Regions from separate parts of the Homo sapiens genome. Here regions 1 and 2 are each linked to region 3. Evidence: chromatin contacts called from ENCODE Hi-C or POLR2A ChIA-PET data. All regions are on one chromosome and are shown on one strand. Each heading gives the region's core, a stretch centred on a gene start or an enhancer-like site at or near the end of the contact. The rest is flanking DNA. Distances are from core to core; before and after follow the strand shown. Region 1 holds the start of RFC2 (replication factor C subunit 2). Region 2 holds the start of LAT2 (linker for activation of T cells family member 2). Region 3 holds the start of DNAJC30 (DnaJ heat shock protein family (Hsp40) member C30).

What was found. A loop is a pair of places that touch in the nucleus more often than their neighbours do. ChIA-PET counts read pairs that join two places held with the same protein, here RNA polymerase II (POLR2A). Pooled maps may share reads with other maps.
Region 1: a loop to region 3 is called in a map of B cell, with 7 times the contacts of the local background. The contact joins the promoter of RFC2 here to the promoter of DNAJC30 in region 3. A Hi-C loop is called at or near these places in 2 of 168 maps with a recorded cell type or tissue (B cell and ovary) and 6 of 50 pooled maps. POLR2A ChIA-PET finds 5 or more read pairs at or near these places in 1 of 52 experiments (B cell).
Region 2: a loop to region 3 is called in a pooled map, with 4 times the contacts of the local background. The contact joins the promoter of LAT2 here to the promoter of DNAJC30 in region 3. A Hi-C loop is called at or near these places in 1 of 50 pooled maps. POLR2A ChIA-PET finds 5 or more read pairs at or near these places in 3 of 52 experiments (HCT116, Panc1 and WTC11).

What each region holds. Positions count from the first base shown.
Region 1 is chr7:74,252,832-74,255,966 of GRCh38, reverse strand. It overlaps RFC2 (replication factor C subunit 2), which reads left to right and starts at 1,568. Exons shown (of 11, transcript NM_181471.3): 1 at 1,568-1,696. The coding sequence starts at 1,584. RefSeq lists enhancers at 1,175-1,254, 728-1,330, 1,665-1,894, 1,331-1,933, 1,934-2,536 and 2 more and a silencer at 1,495-1,614.
Region 2 is chr7:74,208,502-74,211,625 of GRCh38, reverse strand. LAT2 (linker for activation of T cells family member 2) reads right to left here and starts at 1,620. Exons shown (of 14, transcript NM_032464.3): 1 at 1,538-1,620. RefSeq lists silencers at 497-586, 1,697-1,746 and enhancers at 687-806, 2,027-2,136.
Region 3 is chr7:73,681,980-73,685,535 of GRCh38, reverse strand. DNAJC30 (DnaJ heat shock protein family (Hsp40) member C30) reads left to right here and starts at 2,083. Exons shown (of 1, transcript NM_032317.3): 1 at 2,083-3,556. The coding sequence starts at 2,113. The coding sequence ends at 2,793. It overlaps BUD23 (BUD23 rRNA methyltransferase and ribosome maturation factor), which reads right to left and starts at 1,939. Exons shown (of 12, transcript NM_017528.5): 1 at 1,863-1,939; 2 at 1,732-1,769. The coding sequence starts at 1,910. RefSeq lists enhancers at 1-381, 382-1,231, 2,162-2,331, 2,572-2,661.

The DNA.
Region 1 (3,135 bases), core at 319-2,818, 570 kb before region 3:
GTCAACGTGGCGAAACCCCATCTCTACTGAAAATACAAGTATTAGCCAGGTGTGGTGGCACACGCTTGTAGTCCCAGCTACTCGGGAGGTTGAGGCAGGAGAATCACTTGAACCTGGGAGCCTGACATTGCAGTGAGCTGAGATCACACCACTGTACTCCAGTCTGGGTGACAGAGTGAGACTCCATCTCAAAAACAAAAAACAAGAAACAAAACAAAGAATGGTCAAAGCACTTGTGAATCTGAAGTACCTACTTTCTTTTCTTCTTATTTTTTTAGAAACAGGATTTCACTCTGTCCCCCGGGGCTGGAGTACATTGACTTGATCATGGTTCACTGTGGCTTCAACCTCATGGGCTCAACCGATTCTCCTGCCTCAGCCTCCCGAGTAACTGGGACTACTGTCGCGTACCACCACAACTGGATAATTTAAAAAATTTTTTTTGTAGAGATGGGGTCTCACCATGTTGCCCAGGCTGGTCTCAAACTCCTCGGCTTGAGGGATCCTCCCACCTTAGCCTCCCAAAGTTCTGGGATCATCATTATTGAATATTATGACAATTTGGGCTATGGGAGGAAAGATTGGGTAGAAAAACAGCCCATAAGAATGCTCAAAACCCTTGCAAGGTTGAAGTATTTACTTTTTCTTTTTTGAGACAGGGTCTTGCTGCAGACCAGGTTGGAGTGCAGTGGTGTGATCAGAGATCACTGCAGCCTGCACCTCCTGGGCTCAAGCACTCCTCCGCCTCAGCTTCCTGAGTAGCTGGAACTGCAGGTGCGCGCCACCACGCCCGGCTACTTTTTTAATTTTTATTTTTGTAGAGACGGGGATCTCACTTTGTTGCCCAGGCTGGTCTCGAACTCCTGGGCTTAATCGCTCTTCCGGTCTCTGTCCCCCAAAGTGCTGGGATTAGAGGGGTGAGCCACCGCACCGGCCTTGAGTCCCTATTTTCCTGGAATGAACATTGCATTTCATCTGACAAAAGGACGGTTTCAGTTTCCTCCTCTGCAAAATGGGGTGGGGGTGGAATTCCCATCTTGCAGCCGAGAATTCCCTGATAATAAACGTCGAGTACCGAGCGCGGTTGAGGCGCAGGAGCCTACCCAACGGGAGCAGCTCACTAGGACATTCAGAGCAATCTGGAAAAGTGGGCACGGGCAGCCCCAGACGTCATCCCCGGACCCCGCTGCCCAGCAGCGCCCGGACGCCAGCGTTGTCCGTGTCCCAACACCGAAGCCCGCGTTTGGCCGCAACCCCTCCAGGCCCTGCTCCTCCCACGCCGCCGCGGAGCGGATCTTCCACAGAAACCACACACAAACGTCCGTTCCGAGAGCGACCTGCTTTCTCGGAAGGCGTCGCGGCCACAGCTCGCCTTCCTGTCGCTCCCAGGCCGGGCGCCAGGTCTCCCATAGCAACCGCGGCCTCCAGCGATGGCCGCCAGGGCACCACCGGAACCCTCTTCGCAGGCACAGAGAGGCGCGGGTACGTAACTTCCGCTCGCGCCCGGCGGAAGCCAGGGGGCGGGGCTTGCGTGGCGGCGTCAAGGGGCGGTGCCTCGGGTGGCGGGAAGAGGAGGCGCGAGAATGGAGGTGGAGGCCGTCTGTGGTGGCGCGGGCGAGGTGGAGGCCCAGGACTCTGACCCTGCCCCTGCCTTCAGCAAGGCCCCCGGCAGCGCCGGCCACTACGAACTGCCGTGGTGAGGTCCCAGGCCGTAAAGAATGGGCGCGTTTGGACGTGAGGGTGGGCGAGTGGCGGGCCGTGCTCCGGAGAAACTCGGGGGTCAGGGGCTCGTTTTGGGGAATCCCGAGGGAGGAGGAGGCCCCGGGTGGCATCGAGATGATTTCAAGAAGGCGACGGACATGGATCGAGAGTGGCCGGTCTAAACTCTGCGAGCGGAGTCTCGCTCACTACAATGCTTATGACAATTAGGGCTACCCCGGGTGGCCACCTACTCTGACCTAGTTGGTTTTTTCAAAAGTTTTTGTGTATAGTAGTGTATGACCTAGTGTTTTCAAAAACTTCAATCTTTTAAAAAAAATATCGATTACATGTTGAAAATAATATTTTGACTGTTAGGTTCAATAACATTTACATTTGAAATTTTTTTAAAAAAATCAAGACGGGGGTTTTGCTGTGTTGCCCAGGCTGATGTCCAGCTCCTTGGCTCAAGTGATCCCCCTGCCTCAGCCTCCTAAGTAGATGGGACTACAGGCACGCACCACCATGCCCAGTTAATTTTTTTTTTTTAGATGGAGTCACACTTTGTCACACAGGCTGGAGTGCAGTGGTGTGATTTCTGCTCACTACAACCTGCATCTCCCTGGTTCAATCAATTCTGCCTCAGCCTTCCTAGTAGCTGGGATTACAGGCATGTACCATCACACCCTGCTAATTTTGTGTTTTTAGTAGAGGCTGGGTTTCACCATGTTGGCCAGGCTGGTCTCGAAGTCCTGATCTCAAGTGATCCGTCCGCCTCGCCTTCCCAAAGTGCTGGGATTACAGGCATGAGCCACTGTACCCAGCCTAGGCCTACGGTGTCTAGCCAGCTATGCTGTGTATTTGGCACACGTCTGCAGAAACTGGCAGGTAATCCTTGCCTGGCATGGTGGCTCACGCCAGTAATCCCAGCACTTTGGGAGGCTGAGGTGGGCAGATCACCTGAGGTTGGTAGTGACCCAAGATCGCACCATTGCACTCCAGCCTGGGCAACAAGAGCAAAACTCTGTCTCCAAAAAAAAAAAAAAGAAAAGAAACTGGCAGGTAAGGGATGAGAAAGGAGCTTGGTTGCACCCATGTTGTCACACCAAATGATGTCAGTGCTGTATGTGCTGGGCCTCTTGTGACGGGCGGACAGGGTTGCAGCACAGTGTCACATTGCTCCAGATGACCTGTGCTGGCCGTGCTCCAGCAGCAACAGGTGTTTCTCTGCTGTGGCAGGTTTGAAGCCTATGCTGTACAATTCTCATGCCTTTAACTTTTCAAATGGCACTTGGGCATCTTATTACATTTTATTTATTTATTATTTATTTTTGAAACAGAGTCTCACTCTGTAGCCCGGGCTGGAGTATAGTGGCATGCATGATCTCAGCTCACTGCAACTTCTGCCTCCCAGGTTCGAGCTACTGTGCCTTAGCC
Region 2 (3,124 bases), core at 371-2,870, 530 kb before region 3:
ATTAGCCGGTCGTGGTGGCAGGCGCCTCTAGTCTCAGCTACTCGGGAGGCTGAGGCAGGAGAATGGCATGTACCCGGGAGGTGGAGCTTGCAGTGAGCCAAGATTGCACCACTGCACTCCCAGCCTGGGAGACAGAGCAAGACTGTCTCCAAAAAATAAAAAATAAATAAAAAATAAAAAATTAGCCAGGTGTGGTAGCACGTGCCTGTAGTCCCCAGCTACTTGGAAGGGTAAGGCAGGAGAACTGCTTGAACCTGGGAGGTGGAGGTTGCAGTGAGCCGAGATCACGCCACTGCACTCCAGCCTGGACAACAGAGTGAGACTCCGTTTAAAAAAATTCTGTGCTCTCTCTCTGTCTCTGTCTCCCTTTGTGTCTCTGTCTCGCTCTCACTTTCACTCTCCCATCCAGGTTCTGAAAGCAGGTGGGCTGAGGTGGAGGGAGCGGAGGGTGGACCCTCTGAGGCCCCCAGGGGCCGGCAGGGCTGGGCGGGGTGGGGAGTGGGGGCTGCCACAGACCACGGTTCTGCAGAGGCCAAAATAGCACTAAAGGGAAGTGGGCAGTTTTCATATGAACAACGATTGCCAAGAGCTGGCTTCGGGGAAGTTCTCGGGGCTGGGCTGGAGGAGCTACAGTGTCTGAATCCCGCCTGGAAGGACGCTCGAGACCACCCTGCCGGTTCTCCCAGCCTTCTCCGAGCTGAGCTGTGGTTGGGGACACTGGGGTTGGGGAGGGGGCAGCCTGGCTTGAAGCCCTGGATGGCTTTATCCACTGGACTCTGCTCTGGGGTCTGTTGGTTTTTTCATTTAGTTTTTAATTATATTTTTTTATTTTTATTTTTTAAAGAGATGGGAGTCTCACTATGTTGCTCAGGCTGGTCTCCAGCTCCTGACTTCAAATGATCCTCCCGCCTTGGCCTCCCCAAATGCTGGGATTACAGGTTGAGCCACCGTGCCCGGCTGGTCCTGTTGCTTTTTCCAAATAACTCTGGGCTTCAAATGAGCCTAGCTGGGAGGGAGAGAGGGAGGCGGGCGGGTGCAGGAGGGGCCTGAGCAGCCCTGGTCCCAGGGACAGAGTTGAGGGCCAGGTAGGGGGCTGGGCAGGGAGGCAGTGGGGGTTCTTCACCTGACCTGGGGCAAGACCTGGGCCCTGGCCTGTAATCCCACCGTTTTCCCCTGACCTGTGTAGGGGGTTACAGTCCCATTTCACGGATGAGGAAACCGAGGCTCCCAGGCCAGGGCAGCCACTGTTTTGGCTCTCGGCCACTTACTTCACCAGTCTCTGGCAATGATGGGACCACCCTGGGATGTCCCAAGGCTACACAGGCTGGACAGGGGAAGGCGAGGGCAAGAGAGTGGCCAGAAGCCCAGAAACAAACTGACCCCTGAAGTGCCACAGAGCCTGGTGCCAGGGTGAGAGTGGGGCTGCGGGAGGGGGCGCCAGGCATCCAGGCCTCTTCCCACCCCACCCAGTGGGGCCAGGAGCTCCTGGGGGATGGGGGACAGCCTGAGGACTGAGGCACCCCTGGGAAAGGCTTACCTGAGAGTCCAGGGTTCCTCACCACGGCCGCCCCATCCTGAGCCCGCACACCTGCCCAAGCTGATGCCAACACCACTGACACTGGCGGGCGGGCAGGGCGGGCTTCCTGCCAGCCACTGAATCATCCGTACATCCGCCGCACTGCCGGACAGGCTCAGCTATGAAGAGGGCGGTGGGGGGAAGGGAGGGGAGACGGGGGAAGGAGGCGGGAGAGAGAGAGAGAAGAGAAACAAAGTGAGAGGGAGAAAGAGAAGAAAGAGAGATAGGACCGGGCGAGGTGGCTCACACCTGTAATCCAAAAACTTTGGGAGGCCGAGGCGGGTGGATCACGTAAGGTCAAGAGTTTAAGACCAGCCTGGCCAACATGGTGAAACCCCGTCTCTATTAAAAATACAAAATTAGCTGGGCATGGTGGCATGTGTCTGTAATTCCAGCTACTCGGGAGGCTGAGGCAGGAGAATCGTTTGAACCTCAGAAGCAGAGGTTGCAGTGAGCCGAGATCGCACCACTGCACTCCAGCCTGGGTGACAGAGGGAGACTCCGTCTCAAAAAACAGAAAGAAAAAGAGAGAGACACAGCAGAGAGACACAAGAGAACAGGAAAATATGGACACACACTAAACACACACATAAACACAAAAAGTCACACAGAGAGGAAGAGAGATACACTCCAATAGACAGGGAGCAAGATAATGAAACTGAGGTGCTCCTGCAGATGGCAGATATGGAGACACACATACGCTAAAAAGACACACACAGGCAGAAATTCACACCCATGGGCCGGGCGCGGTGGCTCATGCCTGTAATCCCAGCACTTTGGGAGGCCAAGGCAGGCAGGTCATGAAGTCAGGGGTTCAAAACCAGCCTGACCAACATGGTGAAACCCCATATCTACCAAAAATACAAAAATTATCTGGGTGTGGTGGCGGGTGCCTGTAATCCCAGCTACTCGGGAGGCTGAGGCAGGAGAATTGCTTGAACCCAGGAGGTGGAGGTTGCAGTGAGCCAAGATAGCGCCACTGCACTCCAGCCTGGGTGACAGAGCAAGACTTCATCTCAAAAAAAAAAAAAAAAAGAAGAAGACACACACAGGCAGAAATTCATACCCATGGGCCAGGCACGGTGGCTCATGCCTGTAATCCCAACACTTTGGGAGGCTGAAGCAGGAGAATCACCTGAGGTCTGGAGTTCAAGACCAGCCTGGCCAACATGGTGAAACCCCATCTCTACAAAAAATTTAAAAATTAGCTGGGCATGAGATGGACCAAGACACACACAGAGAGACACACAGAAAGATACAGAGAGCCACAGACTGTCAGAGACACACACAGATGGGGAGAGAGCAAGAAACAGGGAGATAGAGGCCAGGTGCAGTGGCTTGCACCTGCAATCCTAACATTTTTGGAGGCTGAGGCAGGAGGATCGCTTGAGAACAGGAATTTGAGACCAGCCTGGACAACAGAACGAGACCCCATCTCTAAAAAAATTTTTTTAATTAGCTGGGTGTGGTGGCACACACCTGTAGTCCCAGTGTTTTGGGAGGCCAAAACGGGAGGATTTCTTGAGCCCAAGAGTTGGAGGCTGCAGT
Region 3 (3,556 bases), core at 834-3,333:
TACCCGGGAGGCGAGGTTGCAGCCACTGCAGCACTTCGGCCTGGGCGATAGAATGAGAGCCTGTCTCACACGCACAAAAAATTATCAAGCTATTTCAGCCGGTGTGGTGGCGAGTGCCTCTAGTTCCGGCTGCTGGGGAGGATGGCTTGAGGCTGCAGTCGGCAGGGATCATGCCATGGCACTCCAGCCTGGGCAATAGAGAGACCCTGTCCCTAAAAAAAAGAAACAGTATCCAATAGCTATTTATTTATTTATTGAGTCAGGGTCTCACTCTGTCGCCAAGGCTGGAGTGCAGTGGTGCGATCGCAGCTCACTGCAACCTCTGCCTCTCAGGTTCAAGTGATTCTCCTGCCTCAGCCTCCCGTAGGCCCGGCTAATATCTGTATTTTCAGTAGAGACGGGATTTCACCATGCTGGCCAGGTTGGTCTCGGAATTCCTGACCTCAGGTGATCCGTCCACCTCCGCCTCCCACAGGGCTGGGATTACTGGTATGAGCCATAGCGCCCGGCCAGTAACCATTTACTGAAATAGGGCTAGTCTCTCAGTGAGAGAGCACGGAAAAACCACAAAGTATCTTTTTTTTTTTTTTTTTTTTTTTTTTTTTTTTTTTTGAAACAAAGTCTTGCTCTGTCGCCCAGGCTGGAGTGCAGTGCCGTGATGTCGGCTCACTGCAACCTCCCCCTCCCGGGTTCAAGCTATTCTCCTGCCTCAGCCTCCCGAGTAGCTGGGGTTACAGAAACCCGCCATCGCGCCCGGCTAATTTTTTCCATTTTTAGTAGAGCTGGAGTTTCGCCATGTTGGCCAGGCTGGTCTCGAACTCCTGACCTCAGGTGATCCGTCTGCCTCAGCCTCCCAAAGTGTTGCGATTACAGGCGTGAGACACCGCGCCAGCTTCCCCCCGCCCCCATCCCCCCCCCTTTTTTTTTTTTTTAACGACTCGAGGTGCGCTGGCTCACGCCTGCAATCCCAACAGTTCGGGAGACGAAGGCGGGAGGATCGCTTGAGCCCTGGGCTTGGGCCACCTTGGGCAACACAGCGAGACCCCATCGCAACAAAAATTTACAAAAAAAAGCCAGGCGTAGTGGCGCGCGCCTGTGGTCCCAACTACTGGAGAGGCAGAGGGGAGCCACCACACCCGGCTAATTTTTTTATTACTTGCGGAGACGGGGGCTCGCTACGTTGCCCAGGCTGGTCTCGAACCCCTGAGCTCAAGCGATCCTCCCGCCTCAGCCTCCCAAAGTGCTGCGATTGCTGAGATTACACGCGTGAGCCACTCCCACCTGGCTACAACTCAGTAGTTATACAAACTACCCTCTATGAAATTCAGACAATAATACACCAACTGCTGTCTTGGAGATTTATTGGCAACAAGGCGCCACGATAAGCATCCTACGGCCATTACTTCCTTCCCCCCACCAGGACTGACCCCTCGCCCGTACCCACCGCCCAGCGCCTCTTTTACCACATGTTTAGGACAAATTGTCACATTCGACTTTGAAAACCACCCACGGAAAGCAAGCGCGATCACCCCTACCTCAACGCTGAGGTACCGAGGCCCAGAGAGGTCGGCAACTTAAAGTTGATTTACCAGAGACAGAAATCGGCACCCACCCGGGTCCTTCCCTTCCCGCACCCCCAAATTCTACGGCCTTTCCGGGCAACGCCAGCAACAGGGGCAACTTGCCGCTTCCCGACCCCCGGACGCCCCGCAGTATTCAGGCTCCCCTCACTTGCGAACGTATTTCCGGGCTTCTGTCTCGTCATAAAACTGCGAAAAAGAGAAAATGGCATGTAGAGGAATAATTCAGACGCGGTGGCCGCAGAAGTGGGGAGAGGGGTGTCCGCGGGCCCCGGGACTTACCAGCTCTGGGGGTCCGCCATGCTCCGGACGCCGGCCGCGGGACGCCATTCTCACGCCTCAGCAGCACACCTGCGACTGGCGCCTGCCGGCACCCGGTTTTTATGTCATCAGCCCGGCGACCGCTTAGTAATACGCATGTTCCACCCCCACGACCGCCCCGCCCCCCCCTTTACGTGACTGGCCACAGGGCGACCAACCGACTCCTCTCATTGGCCGGTTTCTCTTGCACCGCCTGCCGAATCAATTCAACATGGCAGCCATGCGCTGGCGATGGTGGCAGCGGCTGTTACCTTGGAGGTTGCTGCAGGCCCGTGGCTTTCCACAAAATTCTGCACCCAGCCTGGGCCTAGGAGCGAGGACTTATTCCCAGGGCGACTGCTCGTATTCGCGCACGGCGCTGTATGATCTGCTCGGCGTCCCCTCCACAGCCACGCAGGCCCAAATCAAGGCGGCTTACTACCGTCAGTGCTTTCTCTACCACCCGGACCGCAACTCCGGGAGCGCGGAGGCCGCCGAGCGCTTCACGCGCATCTCCCAGGCCTACGTGGTGCTGGGCAGTGCCACCCTCCGTCGCAAGTATGATCGCGGCCTACTCAGCGACGAGGACCTGCGCGGACCTGGCGTCCGGCCCTCCAGGACGCCCGCACCCGACCCCGGCTCGCCGCGTACCCCGCCGCCCACCTCTCGGACCCACGACGGTTCTCGGGCCTCCCCCGGCGCCAACCGCACGATGTTCAACTTTGACGCCTTCTACCAGGCCCACTACGGGGAACAACTGGAGCGGGAACGGCGCCTGAGGGCCCGGCGGGAGGCCCTTCGCAAACGGCAGGAGTATCGGTCCATGAAAGGCCTCCGCTGGGAGGATACCCGAGACACGGCTGCCATTTTCCTCATCTTTTCAATCTTCATCATCATCGGCTTTTATATTTAATCGGAGAGAGAAGGGAAGGGGAGTGTCCCCAGCCAACCCCCCAGAAACGGCCTTTTTTCCTGCCTCTGAACCCTTGGCCATTGATAGTCTACCTTTGCTGGGATCCGAAGGAACTGTACTCCCCCTGCCCTCCCCGACCCGCCCAGCTTAGCCGATGACCTGCACATCGCTCCACTGTGGTCCAGAAAAGGAGGCCTTTCGATGTCTGAGAAAGAGGCCCCACGCTGTAGAGTCCCGAAAGCCCAGGAGTGAAGGGGGTTCCTGGAGTCTCTAGGGTGCTTCTTCCAGAGTCTGTCTTCTTGCTTCCAGATGTGGTCAACTTCTGGAACACTCGCTGTAGCTTTATTGTTTAGCCCCAAGCAAGATTTATCTCCTCCTGCCCCGCATGTGTATGGTGGGCCTCTGTAACCTTGAAATGTGCAATGTGACCAATTGTTGACTACCAAAAGAAAAGGTCTGGGGTTGTACGAAACTTGTCTTTCTGTGACTTCCCCAAGCCGCAGGTGAGACCTGGTCCAGGGTAAGAATGGGATCGGTGGAGAGCCTGTCGTTCCTCCCGCTAAGGTCAGCCCCCTGGGGCACTCCTCCTTATGTTGATAGCATGTAGGAGTGAGAAAAAGTCATTGAGCATAAGGAATGAGTGTTCCTGTGCCCATATTTAATGTGTGACCTTGGAGAAGTTACTCTGTAGGCATGACAGCAGAGGAGAAAATCATTTGGCATCTTGAGGTCTGTCATGCTTTATTATCCATAGTTTTTGGGG